Regions from separate parts of the Homo sapiens genome. Here all the other regions are linked to region 1. A link is a loop called in an ENCODE intact Hi-C map of the cell type or tissue named here. Cell type or tissue: dorsolateral prefrontal cortex. All regions are shown on one strand.

Region 1 (8,000 bases):
TTAACCCTATCGACAATACTTCATTGAACACAGATTCTCTTTTACGCACCCACACACCAACGTTCTCAGCTTACCCAGCCAAATGAACAGCCCCATGTTTACCAGGGAAGGAGGACTTAGAGGCCTCCATCCAGGGCTTGTTAGAGGAATATGTAAATTACCAGAAAGCTAATAATTTGGAAATGCATGAACAGGCCAGTTTTCTTTAAATATCTGTTCAGCAAAGGATTAAAAGACACCTGATTTTCTATTAATAAGAATTTAAAAGCTCTTTATGTAAAAATAAGGGACTTATTACATGCCCTGAATATAACATAAGATAATTGGAATTGCCAACCAGGAGAATTTTTAAATTAACATTCAAGGGCACTGTCTTACCTCAGGGGAATAGGACCAATTTAGGTTTCAAAAGTTATGTAAGGCACTGCAAGTGGCTGTGTTAATTAGCATCATTTTTTTATTTTTGTGCCTCTTACAGATTGGTATCCATAGAGCTTGCTGTGGTTTGAATGTATCCCCCAAAGTTCATGTGTTGGAAACTATTCTTAATGCAAAAGTGTTAAGAGGTGAGACCTTTAAATTGATTGGGTTATGAGGGCTACCCCTCACGAATGGATTAACGTAATCACAGGAGTGGGTTATCTTGAGAGTCGGTTGGTTATAAAAATGAGTTTGGCTTTCCCTTGCTGTTTCTCTTACCATGTGATGCCTTCTGCTATTTTATGACCCAGAGAAAAGGCTGCTGCCAGATGCTACCCCTTGATCTTGGACTTCCTAGCTTCCAGAACCGTGAGCCAAATAAACTATTGTTTATAAATTGTCCAGTCTGTGGCATCCTATTATAGCAACATGAAACTGTATAAGACAGAGCCCTGGCCGGGCACGGTGGCTCACACCTGTAATCCCAGCACGTTGGGAGGTCAAGGCGGGTGGATTACGAGGTCAGGAGTTCAAGATCAGCCCGGCCAACATGGTGAACCCCGTCTCTACTAAAAATACAAAAATTAGACACAATGGCAGGCACCTGTAATCCCAGCTACTCGGGAGGCTGAGGCAGAAGAATCGCTTGAACCCAGGTGGCAGAGGTTGCAGTGAGTGGAGATCACACCACTGCACTCCAGCCTAGGCGACAGAGTGAGACTCCGTCTCAAGAAAAAAAAAAAAAAAAAAATGAGCCGTTTGGTTATCCTGCCCCAAATCCAGTCCTGCACCTTCTCTCTGGCCACTTCTGCTTTTGCTCTAAACGCACACTTTCTCAGTTCCTCACCACCACCACCATCTTTGCACCTGTGATTGCATTTGTCCAGAATACTGTCCAACCCACTCCCTTATCCACTCCAGTCATGTCTGCCCAGAGGACATAACGTGTCCTTCAAGATTCAATTCCAACTTTTTCTCCTGTAATCTGAGAAGCCTCTCTGGCGTACTTGGACAGTCAATCCTCCATCTACAGTGTTCATAGACCACTTTATACATAAATCAAAACTTATCATTATTTGTTTACATGGCTCTCACAGTAGCTGAACTCCGAACTGCTTATAGCCAGCATAAGTCCTGTAATAGAGAAGGCATGCAATAAAGCTTCGTTAAATAAAAATCTGCGAAAGCCCCTTATTAATAATTATGCAAGGATTTTGAGTGGGCCCTCAAGTACTCAATTGCCAAATGCCCCAGCTCTAGGCAGAGACGAAATATCTGGAAAGGAGCCATCCCAAGAGTATGGAATGTGGCTCCTACGCACATATGCTCATTTAACAAGTATTTATTGAGCACTTGCTATGGCCCAGGTATGATAGGTATTGACATGCTGGCTTTTCATTTAAAAAAAGACAGTGGAGCCCCAAAGACAATAATAAAGAGTAGCACAGGAGGCTGGGTGTGGTGTCTCATGCCTGTAATCCCAGCCTTTTGGGAGGCCGAGGCAGGCGGATCACCTGAGGTCAGGAGTTCAAGACCAGCGTGGCCAATAAGGTGAAACCCCGCCTCTACTAAAAATACAAAAATTAGCTGGGTGTGGCCAGTATGGTGAAACCCTGCCTTTACTAAAAATACAAAAATAGCTGGGTGTGGTGGCACGTCTGTAGTCCCAGCTACTTGGGTGGCTGAGGCAGGAGAATCGCTTGAACTTGGGAGGCAGAGGTTGCAGTGAGCCAAGATTGCACTACCACACTCCAGCCTGCTCAACAGACCGAGACCCTGTCTCAAAAAAAAAAAAAAAAAAAAAAAAAAAAAAAAAGTCCGGGCACGGTGGCTCAAGCCTGTAATCCCAGCACTTTGGGAGGCCAAGGTGGGCGGATCATGAGGTCAGGAGATCGAGACCATCCTGGCTAACATGGTGAAACCCAGCCTCTACTAAAAATACAAAAAAATTAGCTGGGTGTGGTGGCAGGCGCCTGCAGTCCCAGTTACTGGGGAGGCTGAGGCAGGAGAATGGCGTGAACCCGGGAGGCGGAGCTTGCAGTGAGCCGAGATCGCGCCACTGCACTCCAGCCTGGGCGACAGAGCAAGACTCCGTCTCAAAAAAAAGAAAAAAAAAAAGGGTAGCATAGGAATCACTCACATGACAAACCCTAAAGGTTGGCCAGAGTTAGCCCGCATCATGAGTGAGGGCAGGACAGCCCAGCAGAGACCACTAGACACCAGAATAGAAAGAGACACTGGGAGATGAGAAGCATGTGGGAGTCAAACAGGGACAGGTTACAGGGAACATCCTTTCCCCTATAACTTCTTTCCTTTTTCCTTCATATTCCATCCATTCTTTAAGTCTCAGCTCATGCCCAATTTCTTCTCTGAAATTTTTCCTGATTGACTTCAACCCACTATGATCTATCTTCTAATTACTCTTAAGAGTAATCAACTGTGTTTTTACTCATTTAGAATTATACTAGGCCATATTACTAGCTTCTCATGTGCATGTATCTTCTCTGCCTTATTAAATGGAAAATTCATCCTCCAACAAGTATAAATAGAGGCTGAGTCAGGTGCCAGATGCTGAGGATACCACAGTGAATAGGACAGACATATAGTCCTGTAGGTGGAAGAGATGGATGTAACCTAAGTACACAGAGAAACTCCACTGTGACAAATTGTGGCAAGAATTAAGAAGAAAACAAACGAAGAACTGAGATGATTCCATTTAAACAGAGAAAGAAGATGAGCAACTCTATAAGAGTGGGGCCAACCCTTGAACTTCTCGATAACCACTCTCCCCACACCCATGGTCTAATTCACTGTCTTCACACTTTTCTTGCTAACTGTGCTCATGTTGTCAGTTTTCATTTAAATTTGGTGAAATCTCAAATAAGAGAGTATTTGCACTTGCATTTTCTCCCACAGGCACTCTGTACATGTCCATAGAGACACTGATTGCTATTATTATTATTTTTTGAGACAGGGTATCACTCTATGGCCCAGGCTGGAGTGCAGTGGCACGATCACAGCTCACTGCAGTCTCAACCTCCTGGGCTTAAAGCAATCCTCCCACTTCAGCCTCCTGAGTTAGCTGGGATCACCGGTGCACATCACCATGCCTAGCCAATTGTTTTAACTTTTTGTAGGGATGAGGTCTCACTAAGTTGCCTAGGCTTATCTTGAACTCCCGGGCTCAAGCCTCTCAGCCTCCCAAAATGCTGAGATTTCAGGCGTGAGCCACCACGCCTGGCCTGATTAATTTTAATTTTAATTTTCTTTTTCTTTTTTTTTTTTTTTTTTTGTGATAGAGTCTCACTCTGTCACCCAGGCTGGAGTGCAGTGGCGCCATCTCGGCTCACTGCAACCTCCGCCTCGCGAGTTCAACAGATTCTCCTGCCTCAGCCTCCCGAGTAGTTGGCACTATAGGTGCAGGCCACCATGCCTGGCTAATTTTTGTATTTTTAGTAGAGACAGGGTTTCACCATATTGACCAGGCTGGTCTCAAACTCCTGACCTCAAGTGAACCACCCGCCTCGGCCTCCCAAAGTACTGGGATTACAGGTGTGAGCCACTGCATCCGGCACCTAATTAATGTTTAAAAGAAGCTACTTGAAGATTAATGAGCATCCCAGACTTAATGTGCCAAAAATCAAGTTCCTGATCTTCATCCCAAATTTGTTCTCCTCTCCATCTTCTTAGTCTCCAGTAACTAATGTATCTGATTTTGTTGCTGTTTGTTTGATTTACTGCAGTATTCCCAGCACCTAAAATGTGCCTGGAACAAAGCAGGAACCCAGCACTTGTACATCAAATGAATGGATGAATGAACAAAGCCATATTTCATTGCCCTCAGCTTCGTTTTTTTATGTTGCATTAAAGACCCACTAGAGGGCTGTACATCACTGCATAATAAACGAGGAGCTGGCGCCTGCGCGGCAGCACTACTCCGCCTGTCCCTACAGGAAATCCCCAGATTTGCATGTGTAGAATTTAAAATCAGACAAGACATTTGTGTATAAGTCTTATCTCCACAATTACTTGAAGCAATTTGAAGTCAGGGATTATGGCAATTCTTTCGAGTGATTAAAAAAGATTTCTAGAAAGAAAAAAGGAGAGATTCTTTGTTTATAACAATCAGAAGCTAAGAGATGCTTTTAAAAAAAAGATGCATGACATACTATATGCTCAACAAATAACCACGTTCTAGAACAAAGAATGAGGTGTTAGGCAGACTGTTCTTAACAGCCACATACCACGTGAGATAAACAGGACAAGATGTAGACTGAGAGACAGCTTCAGCTAAATGGCAGGCAGCTGGAGGATATGATGAGAAGAAAGTTATCTTTGAAACCAAACAGTGTTTAGTTAAGAGCTCCATCACATTTTAAAAGGCAATAGTTTTGAATTTATACCCAAGGGTACAAATTAGGGAAAAACATTTCTTTTCAATATAAGGATAAACTTTCAGACAAAGACAGACATTCATAATTTTCCATGTTTTTTCCTGTTACTTGTAAATTCAGGATATTTGTTATCTCTAAGAATATTCATCACCTAAATGTGATAAGACAAATGTTAAAACTAATTATGGACGGTGAGGCCTGCTAGAGTCTGAATGCTTGTGACCTCCCTAAATTCGTATGTTGAAACCTAACCCCCAAGGTAATGGTATTAAGAGGTGGAGCCTCTGGGGGAGTGATTAGTGCCCTTATATTAATACAAAAGGCCCCAGGGAGTTTGTTTGCCATGTGTTTGCCCTACCATGATGTGAGGACACATAGAGCATGCCATCTATGAGAAACGGGCTCTCATCAGACACTGAATCTGCTGGCACGTTGACCTTGGACTTTCCAGCCTCCAGAACTGCAAGCGATAAGTTTCTGTTATTCATAAATTACCCAGTCTAAAGTATTTTATTATAGCAGCCTGAACCACCTTGCACAGGACCATAATGTGTTTCTAAGGGACTTAGGAGGTTTTAGAGGACACGCCTACCTTTTCCATCGGGGGCAGCACAGTGATGGTAGGAGCAGTGAGCTTGAGCTCCAGGTTCCCAGGCTCTTCTAGTTCTGTCTTCTTTGTGTGTTTGTTGGTTTGTTTGCTCACTCTGTCACCCAGGCTGGAGTGCAGGGGTGCCATCTTGGCTCACTGCAGCCTCCGTCTTCTGGGTTCAAGCAATCCTCCTGCTTCAGTCTCCCGAGTAGCTGGGATTACAGTTACCCGCCACCATGCCCGGCTAATTTTTGTATTTTTAGTAGAGGTGGGGTTTCACCATGTTGGCAAGACTGATCTTGAACTCCTGACCTCAGGTGATCCTCCTGCCTTGGCCTCCCAAAGTGCTAGGATTACAGGCGTGAGTCACCGTGTCTGGCCTAGTTCTGTCTTAATGAGTTATGTGACCGAGGGAATCCATTTCACCTCACTGGAACACTGGGCTGTTTAGTCATTGGTCTGACCCCGAATGACAATTTTTGTTAAGTAGCTATGTCTGCATTAGCTTTTCAACATCCCTTCTCTGGGCTCTGTAAAATGAAGTTGTTGAACCCTTCCTGCTCTAAATGTTGTGATTCCATCCCCTCTCACCAAAACTTCACTGGAACTGCTGTGTAAATCAGCTCTCTCTATGTAGTATGATAATTGCTCTGAAAGAGCTTTGCCTAAAATGCAAAGAGGAGGACCCAGATTCTGATAAAGATGGCAGGGCATGGGGGTCAGGGCAAATGTTCCTGGGGAGGTGACACTTGAATCCCATCTAAAGGAGCAGTTGGAATTAGGAGAAGGGAAACTGTGGGTAAAAGCATGGAGGCCTGCTGTGAGCTGCAGGTTGGGTTGGTGGACCAAAGGGTACCTGTGGTTCGTTACCTGTAAGACAGGTGGATGGACAGGTGAGCAGGAAGACCCAAGAGTTGAGGAAGTCTACTGAAGGTGATGGACTCACAGTGGAAGCTTTGAGCAGACGAGCACTACTAGATGTGTGCTGTAGAAAGACTTCTCTGGTAAAGAGTGAATGCAGGGCATAGGAATACAGCGTGGGAAGCTATCGCAGCAACCCTGGGGAAATGACACTGGCTAAACTGAGGCAATGGCTGTGGGAATGAAGAGGGGAGTCCAGAAATGCCTGGAAGGTGGGTTAGATGAGACATGGTGATCAACTGTACATAAGGTAAACGGAGGGAAATTCCTGGCTTGAGTGACCAGATGGATGGTAGCGTAGTTCACCACAGGAGGAAATGCTGGGGCAGGAGCAGCTTGGGTAAAGCTGATACTGAGTTCATGTTGAGCCCCAAAGGCCTATGAGGAGCTAGCTGGCCAACACGCAGTTGGATACAAGGTCTCAACAGATTGGTCTAGGCCAGAGACAGAGAGCTGGGAGGTGATAACAGAAGCCACGTTTGAAGATGAATATGCCCCAAGAGTGGCAGAGCAGGAAGGGAGAAAGGAAGGAACCCTGGAGGTTATTCTGTGCAAGCAGAGGAAGAAAACTCAGTGAAGGAGACCAAGGGAAGCATCCAGGGGAGTAGGAGAGAATATGGAAAAAATTGTCACACAGGTTCCCATAGAAGAAATGGTTTCCAGAATGCAGAAGTGGTCCATGATGCCAGATGTTGCAGAAAGAGCAAATAAGGTAAGGGCAGAGTTGTAAACACTCGTTTGGTCATTTGGAGAGTATAGCAACCTCCCTAAGAGCATTTGCAAGTTGAGTGGGGCTGAAGCCAGCCAGCAGAAGTTACAGTGGGACAAGATAGTGAGGGGGGTTGATAGAGTGTGTGTGGACAGCCTGGTCAGCCTTCCAGAGCAGCTGTGGGACCTGCCCTCCTGCCTGTTTGCACCTTGTTCCTGTGCCCCAGGAGAAAAAGAATCCTGCCCAGGAGGCCTCCCACCCCGACATAGGAGGGCACCACCCACATGGCATCAGCCTGCAGCTGATTTCATATTCCATGCTCATGACATAGTACCTTATAGGACATGTCACAACTCACGCCTTCCCCTTATCCGCCATCGGTGAGTTCCCCAAGCAAGCTGTGCCACCATGAAAGTGGTGATCACACCAATCTGAATGCAACCCAGCCCAGACCTTGGGAAGGGCTAAGGGAGTGGGGAAAAGGCGACAGGTGGCTGAGCATCTGCTTAGTGTGAGGAGGGTTCAGAAGGAAGTCAGTGATACAGGGCAGGCAAGGTCGAAAGTGGAGCGTAGCCTGCTGGGTTCCTGGCTTTGCCCAGGAAAGAATTCAAGGGCAAGCCAGAGGTAGAAGAAAGCTTTATTGAAGAAGCAGTGTTACAACTCCATGACTGCTCCTGCGGAGGAGGGCTAACTTAGGCAGGGAGTAGCGGCTCAGGGCAGTTTTGCAGTCATATTTATGCCCACTTTTAACTGCATGCAGATTAAGGGGCAGTTTATGCAGAGATTTCTAGGGGAGGGGTAGGCACTTTTGGGTCATTGGGTCATTACCATGGAAAGGGGTGGTAATGCCCAGGTGTTGCCATGGCTACAGTAAATTGACATGTCTCAGTGGTGGGCATGTCTGATTCAAAGCTGCTTTCACCCCGGCTCTGTTTTAGCTAGTCCTCAATCTAGTCTGGTGTCCAAG
Region 2 (8,000 bases), 260 kb after region 1:
TTCCACACCTGGTAAAAGAACAAGGGGTTCTGCACTGCTCTGGCAATTTTTCCTAAGCACGTGTTCCCAGGTGCTGAGATGACTGTGTAGGTTGTGTGAACCTCATACAACTGGGCTGCATCTGAAGAGATGTCATTCAACCGTGGACACTGTAGATCTGTACACATTTTATGAGAATGTTCTGGCTGTTAGCAGTACAATGGGTTGTGCTCATGAAGGCAAGCAATCTTGGAGAGACCCAAGTTGCAAATCACTTCTCAGTCCCAGAGGCCGCATGACAAGAAAGAAAAAAAAAACAACAACCCCTTTTTATTTTTTATCTTAAGCTCCATTCTCCTTTGAATTAATGTTGACTTTGAAGAGAAAAAGGCAAAACACAAGCAAAGAAACAGATATTTATTTAAAAAGGAAATTCCAGGGAAAGTACCCTGCTTTACCTTAGGAGCTGCATCCGGCCAAATTACTTATAGCATCGGCATCTGCAACCATATGATCCCTGATGTTTAGAAATCGTGATCCTGAAGCCCTAAATGATCCCCAATCAAAAAGCAGTTAAGTTATATCTACCATACTGTGCTAAGAAAGTCTATTTTATCATGGTTTTCAACCAGAATTAAAATAGGAAAAAAGGGGGTTTTCTGGCTAACCAGAAAACTCTGTTCCCTGAGCATCCCAACAAACTGAGCCTGTGTAATAAAGAGACTGCTCTCTCTAAACAATCAGTCTAGCATAACTCATCAAGTATAAACCAAACCAATCACCAACCAAAGGAAAAGATCCACCCCTTCTAACTTAAAACATTGAAGATATTAAATGAGTGTTCTTCACTTTTGGAAACAATGTGAAATGTCTGTATTATACACAGTTGCAGACACATCAGAAAAAACAAATTAATTTTCTATGAAATTGCTAGCTGCTCTTTGTTTCAATTAAATATGAAAATAATAAAGACTGCTTTAGCACAGGAAGAGATAAATATGTGGTTGAACTAATACAGCAGGATGTTTCAATACTGTTAGACTGTGGGCTTTCATAATCCAGAAGGCTGGATGTTGCACGGAACACTTTCAAGTCCATCTACAGAAGGACTCAGGTTCTGCTACCATGGATAAACCTTGTAGTGACTGGTCAGAACCTCCCAATGAACAACTCAGAATCCTAGGTCTAAGTCAGGCAGCAAATGATGTATTTTGGAAGAGTAGCGGTCAAATTTACCAATTCAGTGATCTCAACATGTGACTATTCTTGAAAGAAAAAAAAGCTTGGCAACAGAAAAAACTAATAATAAAACAAGAAAGAACAATCTTTCTGGCCAGGATCCCAGTTATTTTTCAGACAAAATGTATTTATTTATTTTTTTGAGACGGAGTCTCGCTCTGTCGCCCAGGCTGGAGCACAGTCTCGGCTCACTGCAAGCTCCGCCTCCCAGGTTCACACCATTCTCCTGCCTCAGCCTCCCAAGTAGCTGGGACTACAGGCGCCTGCCACCATGCTTGGCTAATTTTTTTGTATTTTTTAGTGGAGACGGGGTTTCACTGTGTTAGCCAGGATGGTCTTGATCTCCTCGTGAGCCGCCCACCTCAGCCTCCCAAAGTGCTGGGATTACAGGCGTGAGCAACCACGCCCAGCTGTCAGACAAAATTTTTAAGAAAACAAAATTTTTTCCAGAATATTACATTACAAAAATCAATGAATAAATGAACTACACTGTAACTTTAATACTTATTCCATATGAAAAACCAAACTGTTTCTGGCAATTTGATTGATCTCTTGAGAGTCTGCAGTGCATTCATTCCATGGTTAAAACCGTGTGTAGGCATTGCGTTGCTGCTGCTGCTGTAATGGCTGCTGGGCTTGCTGCTGTTGTAAGCGAATTTGCTGGGAATAAGGGTCTTCCAGGGATTTTACAAATATGGTAGTTCTGGGACCAGTCTTCCATACTATACCATTGGCATCTTTCACAGAAGATTCCACTGTAATGTTGTGTGTTCCAAGGATAGCAAAGTTCAACAGAAATTGAGTACTGAAGTAATCATTATGAGGTTCAACCCTTTGCTCCATCTCATTGGTCATGTTGTCAATGGGTATCTGCAATGAAACAATTGTTAACTAACAACAATGGCTAACATTTCTTCAGTGCTTACTATGAGTTAGGCCCTGTTCTAAGAGCTTATTTAGACCATGCAGACAATAAAAAATTAGGTACTGCTATCATCCTTGCTTCACCGATGAGGAGTCTAAGGCAGACAGGTTAAGTAATGTCTCCAAAGTCACATGATTAGTGAACGGAGTAGGAATCTGAACACAGGCAGACTACCTCCAGGGCCTACACTCTGAACTACTAAGTGATGCTCCTCACTCTACTTGAGTAGAATGAGCTCCCAGAGCCGTTGACAGCCCCTTCACATGCTGGCCTTTCTTCCTTGCTTACTCAACCCCATCTCTAAATCCCTATCTTCCTTTAGACTGTGAAGAGATATTCTGAAGAAATAGGATGAAATCACCTGTTCCAGAGAGTTTAAAACCTAAGAGACTGAAAAAGAACAAAACACTAAGCAAATTTAAGTTAGGTTCCCCCCCAACAGTTAGTCTGATTTTTATTACTTAATGTAGTGATTCCTTACTCCTTTAACAAATTAACTGAACCATTTGTACATTGCTCATTTAATAAGCACTGTTTTGTTCAGACTGGAAGTACAATATGTTATAAAACACAGATTTATAGGCTCATTCATTTAGCCAGACACTCATGCCTTTGTTCTTCAAAGACCAGAATAAAACCTGCTGACGTACTCTTACCTGTACCCAAGATGAAACGTGTCAAGAGACAGATTTATCCTGAGAATGCAAATAAAGGTGATCTTAATGTGTATTTGACCAAATTACTCTAGGTTTATGTGCGTGTTTCTGTGGTGTAATTAATTATATAAATGTGCCCTGCAGCTTTGTGTCTCAAGGAGCAGTTATCATGTCACTTTTCCAGAGACATTTACCTGTAATAGTAATGAACTGACGTCACCAACCAATTCAAGGTCTTAGAATTATTTATAGTACAGGTACTTTTTCACATTTAGCCTTTGTACAGTTTTTATTTCCCTAAAGAATATGCCAACCAAAGAACTTCCTTAAAAGGACCAGAAATAGGCCTAGGGAACCTGATCACCCTGAATGGATGGCTGCATCTTAAGCTGCAAACTCACTGTGAATAACACTGCAAAGTAATCATGTTATTACTCGGCTTATTATATCAGCTTCCTGACTTTAATCAATGCCTCTTGAGAGGTAGGTCAACAAGCAGAAGACCATAGCTTCTAGGTTTGAATGTTATTTTCTTAACAGTAGAAATTATATGCAAGTAACAAAGAGAATCATGGTTACTACTGTTTCAAATTCAAAGTGAAGAGAGAGTTGCAGACAGGGATAAATTATGTAAATTCTCATTACAACCTTCTGTGACAGCAGATACCCAATTTTAACAGTTATACTCTAAATATAGTAAATAATTTTTTCATCATTCACAAATTATTGAGTGGCTACATAAGGTACCATGCTGTATGGCACAGAAGTCAAAACAGAGGAAAAGAGGAGAATGAAGGCTCAGCCGTGTCAGAGTGGACAGAGTGCCAAAGTGAGAGGAACTTGCCATAGTTAAGAAAGTAGTAATGGCTTAAGAAAGTAATAATAGTTTAGAACCAGACCTTCCCTTGGCTTTTTAACCTAAAACCACCAAAGATAATAAAATGCTCTCTTTTTATACCTTCACTGATACCCTGCCTTCCATGCTATGCCACAATAAACCTGGACACAGCCAATCTGGGCATCTGAGTAACTTCGCTGCTACAACTGTGGACTTGGTCCCTTGCTTCATTTACTGTGGATAAACCACCAGGGAATCGGAAATAAATGTCTAAAGCAAGGAACATTCTTTATCTCGAACACTGGCATTTCATGGGCACAGATTCAGCATCTTAGCTCTGGCTAACAATGTAGCCTAATTCAGGTTATTACTTACCTATATCCTGAGTTCCCAAGGCAGCAAATCCCTAGGGTTACACTCTTAAAAAAAGATTTTACTTTATCTGATCATTTTATAGAAATGCTATATACTTTTTTTAATGATAAAATTTACTTAAAATGGAGAAAACTAAATAGATGTGTATTTTTTGTGGGGAGGGATTGGGTGGGTTAGGGAGACACTTATTTTCCAACTTCTGACGTTTGAAGGGACCTCCTGATGTAAGAGAGACCTTTCGTTAGATTAATATTACTGACCTAGCAGGGAGGAGGTGAGTCTTGCTGATGGGTGACTTTCTGGGCAGGAACCAGACATGGGAAGGTAAGCACTTGCTCTTTCTCTTCTGCTTTGGGCACCTGAGTCCTCTGTGCCCTGCCATAAATTTTATAGGGGCAGGCTCCCATACGTACTGACTGAGGCTGGGTGAAAAAATCCAATTCAGGGGTCTACGGTTAGAAAGGCCTTGCTGCCAGGCATTGGAGTTAGGTTTTCCCACAGCTCCAACAGTAATAAAACTCATATTTTGATCTTTGCCTGGATGCTTTGTCTCTATCAACTGGTTCAGGGAGAGAAAAAGAAGTGTTTATCAACCCCTTACAGCCCCAATGTGGGCTTTTAATTTATGTCCATCTGATCCCTTTGGAGGTATAACTGCAATCTATTTAACCATGAAAAACACTGGAAAACTTCCATCAATGAGCTCATATAAAACCTGTATCACAATTCTGCCTCTTTTCTAAATTACCTTGTAGTCTTGTCCAGATTTACTCTGCAGTGTGGAAGAAACATTCAGACAGACAGACTGAATTTTGCGGAAGAGTCCTGGTTTAGATCCGTGCTGAACCACTCCCTCTACCTTTAGCGCCAGCTGCTGGTTATTCTGGACAGCAATGGGCTCTGCAGGATTCCGGGGCGATGGTGACAGAGCAAGCTGGAATGCCAACACTCAAATAAATGCCAACAACCAAGAGCAAGCTTCCTTCCGACAAACATGTCTGTGCTAATCACTGGTTACAGGTTAACAAATTCGATTGTGCACTCCCCCACCCCCACAGGACCTGACTGTGCCAGGACAACGAGACAGATGTACCTTTAAAGTGCCTCCTTCTAAACATCACTGTGGTTTTCATCCCAAACCTCAGTTCTATTTGAGGATAATAGAGAATTAGAAAAAAGCAAAGGCACTATTCTCCCAATTTTTGTGGTGAGGCATTTCTTTGACAATGAACCACTTCTAGTAGGGAAAGGCATTATATAAATTTTCATTACCTAAGAGCTGTCTCTTTGGTCTTACGTAATTTTAAATAAACTAAATTCAAATGTAAATGAACTTAAAGTTCCAGGATTATCTACACAACGAAGTCACTGTGCTATAAAAAAAGTCAATATCTACAAATGAATCAAATGACATTTTTCACCTCTCATTAGTTTTTCTTCAAAAATGTATTAAAAATCCCAAACACATCAATTAAAGAAAGCCCAAGTCTTGCTAAATGAAAAGATGGAAGAAATTTGAGTCTTTTTGATAATGTTGTTGAACTACTGATCAACCCTGGAGACATCCTACTTTAGGACTTCTTATCTAGATCGTCAAATCTTCCTCATTATTCCAGTCATTTTGAAATGGAATGCTCTGTTATTTGTAATCAAAACATTTGCATGGATGTAAAAGTTTACTGAAGACATTAACTAACAGGGATAATCCAGGAGATCTCTTAGAAGTGACAATTTTCTCCCTTTTCCAACAATTTCATTTTCTGAATCAAAAATAGCTTTTGAATTGTGAGTGGCTTAAATATTTCAAAATACTAATTCTACTCACTGGTTAGCCCCTCAAAACATGTTACTGAAAGGCAGAAGTACTTTGGAAGAAGAACTGGTGACAGTTTACTGGATCTGATTCATTCTAAGTTGGGTCTATAAGTTGGGTCTGAATAGACTCAGCTCAAGATCCTTGCAGGCTACTGTGATAAATCACTAATTTATTCCTGGAGGTGAGAGACAAACAACAGAGCTCCAGTTACCCAAATGCCTGTCTCATAGAATTTGGCACTGACAATTAAAAAGGGAGAGAGTTTAACTCCCAAATTCATTTCTTTCACCAAACCACTTGATAAAGGAGAGAAATGGCTTACAACTAGGTTTTATCAAAACCAAAGGTAAGCCAGGCACAGTGGCTCATGCCTGTAATCCCAGCACTTTGGGAGGCAGAGGTGGGTGGATCACTTGAGGTCAGGAGTTCCTGACCAGCCTAGCCAACATGGTGAAACCCCATCTTTACCAAAAATAAAAAAATCAGCTGCGTGAGGTGGTGGATGCCTGTAATCCCAGTTCCTTGGGAGGCTGAGGCAGGAGAATCGCTTGAACCCGGAGGTTGCGGTGAGCCAAAATCACACCACTGTACTCCAGCCCAGGCGACAGGGCGAGACTCTGTCTCAAAAAACAAAACAAAACAAAAAAACCAATAAACCAAAGGTAACACACTGAAGTGTAGCTATGTCCTACATAATCTTCAGAAGACACCTGGTTTTAAAACCTATATTAACCTTAGTATTCTTCCTGTATTACCTTGATGCTGGTAGACTGTAGTTTCTGGAAAAAATATCTCTGGAAAGAAAGGGGAACTTTCAGCAAAGCAATGATGGCATTGCAGAGGCATGCTGTGTGCTGGGGGAAAAAAGAAACTAAATCAAATAAAAATAAATTTTCAAATTTCATCAACAAGTGGTACATTCAGTATAAAACTACAAATGCCCATATAGATTATTACAAAGGTACATACCAATCAAGAACTAGGCATCACATCCAGGAACTGTGCATACATACTAAATCATTCATTACAGATTTTTACTTTATTGTGAAGTATATTCAATAAAATATAAGTGACAGAAATGAGAAAATCCACAGTCCTCGAGGCCAAGCAATAGGCAAATTCCACATTTCTACAGCGCTCAGAACTATCAGTATATTATTAAACAATTATATTAGATACTAAAATATAGAGTAACTATCACATGGCAAAGTATGATAAACAGTATGGTAAAGAAGCCCGAGCATTTTGCAGGACTTTGGCTTTGAGCTGGCTCATTCTTTCATTAGGTGGCTTGTCTCTATGGCCATTGGTCCTCAGAGTAAGCAGTGGTGGAAACTTGGTCGAATTCAGATGAAAGAGGACTATATAGTCGGGGAATCCTGAAACTCTAATAAAATATCTTATTTCTCAAATCTGCCTCACACATTTAACTGAGTTTTGAAAATCCCAGCATGACTGCAGAGGTACAGAAACACCACAGAGAATATTTTGAGCCTTAATGAAAGTGGTCATAAAATCAGAATTTAAGCGTTCAAAGATATTTTAAAGATTACCCAGTCTAATAGAAGAAAACTGAAAGTATCATAAGAACACTTTTAACTTCAGGTGAACCAGAACCATTCCTGCTTGGTCTACTATCCCTTCCTCAGTCTACTCCCGTCTCAGTGGCCTCGTAAGTCACCACAGTGAGGCAGCGCTCCTTTCACGGGGGCACTAGCTGCGGGAGGTCTGTTCTTGCAGACCCGATTCAGCAACGGATAAATAAAGTATGCTGACACACAGATATTCTGCTCTGCCAGTCCAGCTGAGGGTCCCAGCCGCTTACAGGCTCCTGCTGAGTCCTGTAAACAGTTGCAACTAGGCCCTGATCAGCTAGTCAGACTCGCATTTATTCAGTAAGATTAATTAACAAAAGCTTGAGTCAACACCATTAGAGGGAAATTGACATTGTGGACTTCTGAGTAAAAGGCACTTAAGCACTCACGGTACATCAAAGGTTAGTCTTTATATGAGTAAACAAGCTAGCCAGGTAAACTACTCTGCCTTTCTTTATTACTATTTTAATTTGTTTAAAGGTAAAGAGATCAGGCCGCCTTCAGCCAGATCTATTACTGAAGTTAGGCAAACTTCTCAGCCTTCCAAGAAGATTTGTGTCTATTTCTATAACTATCT
Region 3 (8,000 bases), 780 kb after region 1:
AGCTGGTGTTCTGGGTGTACCACTGTGGTGCAGTTTGTCTCACCCCCAACCCCCTGATGGTTTGGGTCTCTACAGCTTTCCACTTCCCACTGGGTTGGGCCCTAGTCCTGACTCCAGAAGTGAAGTGACTTTTGTTCCAGAAGGTGCGGTATTCACAGTCTCCCCTGGGCCTTTGCACATGCTGTTGTTCTTCTGCCTGGAATGTTCTTCCTACTTGCCCACATTGCATGTAAAACCCTATCTTGGCTTAGATATTACTTCCTCAAGGAAGCTTTCTCAGACCTCTCCCTGCCAAGGTGGGCACACAGTACCTGACTTGCCCCTGCGGTATCAGATCTCACTGAACTGTAATTGTATTTACTTTGTGTTTTCCTCCCCACCAGGCGGGGACGCACTTGCCCCATTCACAACTGTATCACGTAGCACAAGCCCAGCACCTTTGATGTGAGATAAAAATGAATGCATTGGCAAATGGACACGTGGTGAATGAATGAATGAGGCGATGGATTGGTGCTCCCTCACCCAGGGCACATGCCTTCCTTGCAGCCCTCTTTCACCCCTTACTCAGGGGTGTGCATCTGATTCCTGAAGCATCAGAGCGGCTCCCCACCCTCCAGCCAAGTTTCCAGCAGAGCCTGCCTGGGCATCGCTTCCAGGATTACTCCTGGACCAACTTCGCCTGAGCATTTCTGCAGCTTCATCATCTGGGGAATGTATAAAAATAGTAAGTGGTTCCCCTGGCAACCACCACAGCAAATGGTAACTAGGGTGGGCGGTCCAGGAAAGCCTCGAGGCTGGGAGGAAAACAAACGCCGCCCTCACTGCTCACTCTCCAAATCTTGGCTGGCCAGCGTGCCCTCTGAGCTGCCTCTCCTAGTCTCATGGCTTCCTGGAGACCACCTGCTCTGAAGCCCAAAGGAAAATAATGGGCTGGAGGAGCTGCCCCATCAGCCCAGACCATCCGCCCCGTCAGTCCCTGGGCTGCTGCCCCTGCGCCCTCTCTGTAGGGTCACCAAGGGCCTCTTCTGGCTGCCCTGCCCTGTCCAGTGCCTTATCTGGGTAGTCAGAGGACTTCAGAAGCTGCCAGCGGGAGACTCAGCCTTGCTGCCAGGGTCTAATATCGTGTGTGCATGTGTGGACCCCTTGTGCTGGGCTGACCAAGCCCCTTCACGACAGTTTGGTCTCTGCCCAGGTCTTCAGCTTCCCTGCCCTCCAGCCGGGCTCATGGCCTAGCTCTTGCAAGTTTACCCCTCCACCAAAGTTTAGTGTAGGTGCTGCCCAAGGCTCAGATCTTGTCACCACTACCTCCTCTCTGGGATGATTAGAGGGCATGGGGCTTCTGCATGCTAAACCCTTGGGGTGACAGTTGGGAGCACGGGCTGGGAGGGTGCTGGGAAGGCATTGCCAAGCTGGCTGCAAACCGTCCACAGGAAGCCAGGCTCTAGGAGATCCTGAGAGAGGGAAAATCCAGCAGCTGAGACACTAAGCGGGGCTGGAGGCAGAACCTGGAGCGAGTGTGACCCTGAGGTGTCAGGGAGCGGAAGCCTAAGGTCTCCAGTGGGTGGCTGGTGGGTGCAGCTATTTCAGAGTAGCCTGATCAGCCAGGCTGCTGCTGTCTTTTCCCTGTGTGTGAGCCAGGCTTTTGCTCCCCTGCTGTCCCCCCGCCCCCTTGGCTGCAGTTACCTCTACCCTGTCCTTGCCTCTCCCAGCTGAAGCCTACTTCCTGCCTCACTGCCCCTGCCCCTGCCTCTTGTCCAAGTCGGTGCTGATGGTCATTGCAATAGCGGCACTGGGCTAGCATGAGCCAGGTGCTGGCATGCCATGTTTGCGGCTTAATTTATTCTCTTCAAGGTGGTACTAACATTTGGTTGGGTCTTAGGAAGCATAAGTAACTTGCAAGGGAAACTACACCTCTGACAACTGAGAGGTGCTGGAGCTGAGATTCCAAGGCAAGTCTTCCTTCCAGCCTGGCCACTTTCCATTCTGCCCTGTTGTGCTTCAAGATCGAGCCTTCCAGGGAGCTCCACCCCAGGGCCATTGGAATTAGGATGTGGCATGCCGAGCTGGTGGCAGAGACTCTAAAATCATAGCCAGGGAAGGTACCTGGAGGTCCTGTGGAGAGAGACTCTACTTCTGTGTGTGTGTGTGTGTGTATGTGTGTGTCTGTCTGTCTCTCTGTCTCCCAGGCTGGAGTGCAATGGTGCAAACTGCAACCTCTGCCTCCTGGGTTCAAGTGATTCTCCTGCCTCAGCCTCCCAAGTAGCTGGGATTACAGGCACCTGCCACCACACCCGGCTAATTTTTTTACTTTTAGTAAAGACAGAGTTTCACTATGTTGGCCAGGGTGGTCTTGAACTCCTGATCTCAAGTAATCCTCCTGCCTCGGCCTGCCAAAGTGCTGGGATTGTAGGCATGTGCCACTACACCTGGCCTTGTTTTGCTTTTTTTTTTTTTTTTTTTTTTTAACACATAGTTTAATCCTTTAGTTAACAAGTATTTCTTGTGCTCTAGTCTTCACAGAATTCTGTGGTGAACAAGACCTGCTGTCATTTGAGAGAGGCTCTCTCGGACTAAGGATGTGTGATACAGGCTCAGGGTACTAAGCCCCATGGCATCACCCAGAGGGAGGTCGTGGGACCCAGGCCCACCTGTGGGAGCTCAGAGCCTGCTGGTGGCAGCTGCAAGCCACCCCAAAGATAGGAGAGGTCATAGTGGCTGTGGTGGCCGGTGATGCCCACCTGGAGGCCATGTGAGCTGTGGCTGGGACTCCCTTGTCTAATCTCCCCCATATTTCTGGATTTGGCCTCCACATTGAGGAATCTCTTACTACTCAGGATCCCTGAAATACATCTGTTGCCTTCCTGCCTGAGCCCTCTCACTTCTTCCCCTTTCCCGTTTATCCATGACCCTCCCCTTAACTGTCACTCATAACCTCTGTCTGATTCACACCACTGCACTCTCTCTGCCATTCCTTCAAAGATCAAGCAGTTTCCTTCTGTTAAACAAAATGTATGGGAGGCCATTATTTGGACTGACCTCCTGCATTAGGGTCCAACAGACCCATCCAAAATGGAGTCACTCACACTAAGGTTCCGCACCACGAAACCAAAAACGAAGCTGTTTACTTGGATCTGAGCTTCTGAGAAATCAGGAGAGAGTTGATAGTCATATCCCATTAGGCTAACAAGATCCTCAATAAGGAAAGTAACTTTGAAACGGCCAATCTGCATCTTATTTCTTGTTTTGGCTTTCTTCAGCCTTTTCTGCCTATAAGCTCAGCCCTTAGCTCAGCTCATGGGAGTTCCTTTTTATTTTGTAGACTGGATACTGCCCAGTTCATGAATTGCTAATAAAGGCAAACTAGACCTTTACAGCTCAATTTATTGAAATTTTGTTATTTGATACGTCCCACAATTTAACAATTGCACCTGATTTCACATATCCATTAATCAACAAAGGAGATGCATATTTCTTGCTTATTATATGTCCAGCACTGCCCTAGGTCCTGGTTTTGGGGTGAGGTGGGAGGAAGGATCGATTAAAATAAATGCAGGAACCTGCTCTGCTCTTAAGGGTCCCCAAAGAGGAGAGCAGTGGGCTGAGTTGCAAAGTGGTTTCTCTAGGACCAGGAGCTGTGGAGATCCACAGGGATCCCAGCCACAGAGTCCCCAGCAAGGCAGGCTTGGGGTAGGAGCTTGCTGAAGGGTGTTGGTTTTTTCTTGGACACTTCTGTCCTGGTCCGACCCACCAGCAGCTGCCTGCATGGGACGACAGTGCCCCCTGGTGGTCAATTCCGGGAACTCTCCAGCAGCTGTTTTGTAAAGCCCAGAGGATTAAGCTCCCTCAAGAACTTCTATTTTTGGTTCCCAGTATTTCCATAATGAAATGCTAACAGAAGCAGCCAAATGGCTTCCCAAAGGACCTGAAAGCTGCACTGCCGAACTCCTGTGTTCTCCAGCTCTCTGCTTCCCAGGGGTCAGATCTGCTGTTGGTTCTCAGGGGCAGTTCTCTGTTCCATACGGTTTAATTAAAGGGTCCCAGGGAGAGCAACTATATGTTTGCCTTGCCGAGTCTGACCTCAGGCTGTGTGCACATTCAGAGTGACGTGTTGGAAAGAACACTGGATCCAGGATCAGGAGGCTCATCCCACGCCAGCCGCTAAGTAGCTGTGAGATAATAATTTCAATAATAGCTACATTTTATTCAGTATTTACTCTGAGCCAGACATTGCACCAAGAGCTTCACATACATTGTTGACTTTGATCCTCACAACAAGCCTGTGAGATTGATACTGCTGTCATCTCCAGAAATCGAGGCAGAGAGAAGTCAAGTAACTTGGCCAAGATCATACAGTATGTGGCAGAGTTAGGACTTGAGTTCATGTTTCTGGGCATCCACTATGCTACACTGAACTGTGGAACTCAAAGAATCGGAAACTAGTGGTAGTGTCCAGACACTGATGTTTTTAAATGTTCCCCAGGTGATGGTGATGTGGAGCCACCTTTGTAATCTATAGGGTCCCACCAGCTATAACACTCAATGAGCCCCATGCCTTCCAAGAAGCAGAGGTGAAGTTGGGATGAGGGGAGAAGCCTGGGTTCAGGCCCTAATCTCCATGGATGTACAGGGCTGAACAGAGTCACAAGCACAGCAGAAACACCATGATGGCAGAGCAGTCATCCTGCCTGCTGTCCTCTTTATCTGGAGATGGTTTGTAGGACAGGAGAGCAATTGCCTTCCACAACATTCCTCAGAGTTCGTTATGTCGCATACACCCCAATCTACAGATCCATCACCTGTCCATTTATCTCAATGCCTCTAGAGCCATTTTCTATTTTTTAATAGATTCATTTGACAAACACTTGAGACTTATGATGTGCCAGGCCCTGAGTCTGCAGGGGTGGAAGAAGCTGGCATGGCCCCACTCTTGTGAGTTGGCAATCTAGAGGAGGAGATAGACAGACAGCACATTTTGGAAAAAAAAAAAGCACACTGTGACACATGCTCTGAACGACACAGCAATGCACAGTGGTGGAAAACAATAGGAGAGCAGAGGGACCTAATAAGACAGAATGAGCTGGGATTAAGCAGAGACCAGAAGAATGTGTTTAGTGTGTGCCTCCTGTTGGTAAATGAGCTCTGTTGTGTTCACTACACACTGGGCAGTTTGGTGCAGAGCTTGCTTTTCCCTGGGCCTCTACTGGAGTCCCCTCCAGGAGACATGGGGTGGCTGCTGTTGACATTTTCTCCCTGAAAGCCCAGGTATCTCTCCAGAGATGGAGAACTCTGAGCTTCCTTTTTACAGAAAGGACTCAAACTGGTGGCTGTTTGGGGATGGGACGATGATGGGTGATGTTTGAGGCCGGAGTTTCAGAATCAGAAAAGTCTCTGTAGTCAAGGCCTTGAGGTTTGCTGACTTTGCGTGACACCCAAAGCGTAGGACCCACAATCAAATCTGTGGAGAGGGCGCTTGTGGTCCATGTGTAGGTGTATACCTGTGAGCATAGGCAAGTGTGCGTGCACACATGTGTGCATGAGAGCAGGCTCAGGCTTCAGCTCCTGGTCACTCTAGTCCTTCTTCTATTCTCTCTTCTTTGATGGTAGGGCTGGGACTTGGCAAACCACTTTTGGCTTTGGCAGCTGCTTCCTATCGGATTCAGCCAGTAGGGGGTGCTAGAAGGACACTGGAAAGCTGGAGGGAAGCCCTCTTTTTCTTGTTTACTTCTGTTCTTGTAAGCGGCTCCGGTAGTACTTCTTCACCCCGGCAGCAGCAGTTCCTTACCATAGCAGCAGCTAAATTCAGTTTACAATCTTTCTAACACTTGTAGAACTAACTTCACCCCTAATTCAGAGGCCAACACCAGCCGGCAGGCACCCCCCACCTCACCAGATGTCTGGTTCCAGCCCCACAAGGTGCTCCTGTCTCTAAGTTTTAATCATTCCAAATGCACCCCTTTGCTGCCTCGTCCTTGGGGTGGTAGTGCTTCCTCCATGATACCTTCTTAGCATCTCTGACATTAGTGTTAAGGGGTCCCAACCCCTAACATGAGTTTCCTGGACTGTGGGGGGCCTTTTGTGCCCTTCTGAGCCCTGGGGAGATCAAAAGCAGTTGTCTAACCCCTCGGTGGTTAGTAACTGCTCTACTCTGAGAAAGAAGGGCTGGCTTATCCTTGGAGAGGCCAGTAATTCTGTTCTCAGCTCTTCTCTCTGCGGGCCTCCACATCTCAGGAAGAAAGGACAGGTGCCATCTCAGTTCCAGTCATCTTAGCACACGCCTCCCTCTCTGCCTCCCTGCTGATCTGCACCTTAGCTGTGGCCTGGCCTGGTCTCAAAATGCTCCCAGGAGGAGAGGCCATGGCCTTCTCCATGCCCACCCTCCCTCACCAAGTGTGAGCAGAACTGATGGAGAAGCTGGGCCGAGGGAGGAGAGAAACTCGAGTGGGAGACCTTGGGGCCGTTGGGAGAGGGTACAGAGAAGGTTGCTGCCTCAGATGCCGTGGGTTTCTGTTTCCTTCCCCATTAGTGTCTTTCTCATGGAGAAAATCTGTTTTCCTTGAAGTAACTTGACTGAGTCTTTGACTGGTTCTCCTTTGCAAGGTGAACCCAAGAAAGAAAAGAAAAGACAAGGAACCCAACATCCACAGAGGACCTGCTATGTGGCAGGAAGTGCTGGGAGCCCTGAACACATGTATGGCCCTCCTCGAGGACTGACTGAGCAGCTCTGGCTGATGGGGGTGTGGCTGAGGGGGAGGAGGGGAGGGGCTAGGAAGACAGTCTCAGAAGAAAGAATAATGAACACTAGATGTGAAAACTTCCACAAAGCAGGTGGCCCACCAGGCAGGATCAGAGCAGTTCCCTGCCATTATAGAGTTTCCTTTTGCCTAGCTCTTCTGTGTTTGTATTGGGGTGGTGTGTGTGGGGGGAACACAGTTTTGTTTTGATCATTTATAAAGCTTTACTGAGGTATAATAGATACACAAAAAAATCACATACATATAAAGAGTACATCTTGATGAGTTTGGACATATGCATACACCTGTGATACCATCACCAAAATTTAGGTACTAAACATCTCTATCGCCTCCAAAAATTTCCTTGTGTTCTTTTGTGTTTTGGTTTGTTTTTTTGGTAGTAGGAACACTAAACATGAGATCTATCCTCTCAACATATTTTAAAGGGTGCAATTCTGTATCGTTATCTACAGGCACCATGTTGTACAGCACATCTCCAGAACTTACTCATCTCGCATAACTAAACTTTATACCCATTGAGCAACATTTCTCCATTTCCCCTTCCCCCAGCCCCTGGAAACTGCCCTTCTATTCTCTGCTTCTATGAGTCTGACTATTTTAGATACCCATTTAAGTGGAATCATGCAGTATTTGTCGTTCCGTGTCTGGCTTTTTTCACTTAGTATAAAACCCTCTTGGTTCCTCATGCTGTTGCAATTGGCAGGATTTCCTTCTTTTTTAAGGCTGAATAATATTCCATTGTATGTATTTGTCACATTTTCTTTATCTATTCATCTGTTGATGGACATTTGGGTTGTTTCCCTATCTTGGCTATTGTGAATAAGAAAAAAATACAGTTTCTCAACCCAAAGCAAACAAAGAAACATTGTGCAAAATATAAGTGTTGACAGAAAGGCAGGCCGGGAGGGTAAACAATGGCTGGCATACAGCACAGATCAGGCTTCTGAGAGAACCGTGATGCCCCGGGCACACCTCTTCTGCCAGGACTAGCTCACTGGGGGAATTTGTCAGTGCTGTGCAGACCCATAGGTCTCACCTGGTTCTGGTTTGTAGAGGGAGGCAGTGGGACCCAGGCCCACCAGTGGGAGTTCAGAGCCTGCTGTCAATTCTGCCTTTTCTGCCAGGGCTGTGTCTGAAAGGACTGATAAAAAATGCTCCTGTGTTTGGCTCTCTCTGCACCATTTTAAAACTCTTCGATAGTGATCAGCACAGCTATTAAAAGTATCAGGTGGAAATCAGCCACTCAGG

The links. Peaks named below come from ENCODE experiments on the same cell type or tissue, not always from the same donor. Only the 100,000 strongest peaks of a DNase experiment are listed, where the experiment ranks them.
Region 2: a loop joins it to region 1, with 2.7 times the contacts of the local background. A loop is called at or near these places in 51 of 110 quality-filtered maps.
Region 3: it touches region 1 in a loop (4-fold over the local background); 55 of 110 quality-filtered maps call a loop at or near these places.

The regions. Positions count from the first base shown.
Region 1 is chr1:211,676,589-211,684,588 of GRCh38, forward strand. It overlaps NEK2-DT (NEK2 divergent transcript), which reads left to right. Exons shown (of 4, transcript NR_148994.1): 2 at 479-566. Among named protein-coding and RNA genes, the nearest start is that of NEK2-DT, 4.8 kb to the left of the region's middle. In dorsolateral prefrontal cortex, CTCF peaks have their summits at 4,312 (motif pointing right) and 4,523; a DNase peak (open chromatin) is centred at 4,343; H3K27ac peaks cover 1,291 bases.
Region 2 is chr1:211,940,024-211,948,023 of GRCh38, forward strand. INTS7 (integrator complex subunit 7) reads right to left here. Exons shown (of 20, transcript NM_015434.4): 18 at 6,584-6,682; 19 at 4,761-4,946; 20 at 380-2,088. The coding sequence ends at 1,801. Among named protein-coding and RNA genes, the nearest start is that of INTS7, 92 kb to the right of the region's middle. RefSeq lists an enhancer at 7,536-8,000. In dorsolateral prefrontal cortex, a CTCF peak has its summit at 4,911 (motif pointing left); no DNase peak of the experiment used is centred here.
Region 3 is chr1:212,452,281-212,460,280 of GRCh38, forward strand. No RefSeq gene overlaps it. Among named protein-coding and RNA genes, the nearest start is that of LINC02771, 17 kb to the right of the region's middle. RefSeq lists enhancers at 433-1,252, 1,331-1,500. In dorsolateral prefrontal cortex, CTCF peaks have their summits at 3,791 (motif pointing left), 3,992 and 5,658 (motif pointing right); DNase peaks (open chromatin) are centred at 741, 3,761, 5,674 and 7,691; H3K4me3 peaks cover 354 bases; H3K27ac peaks cover 5,760 bases.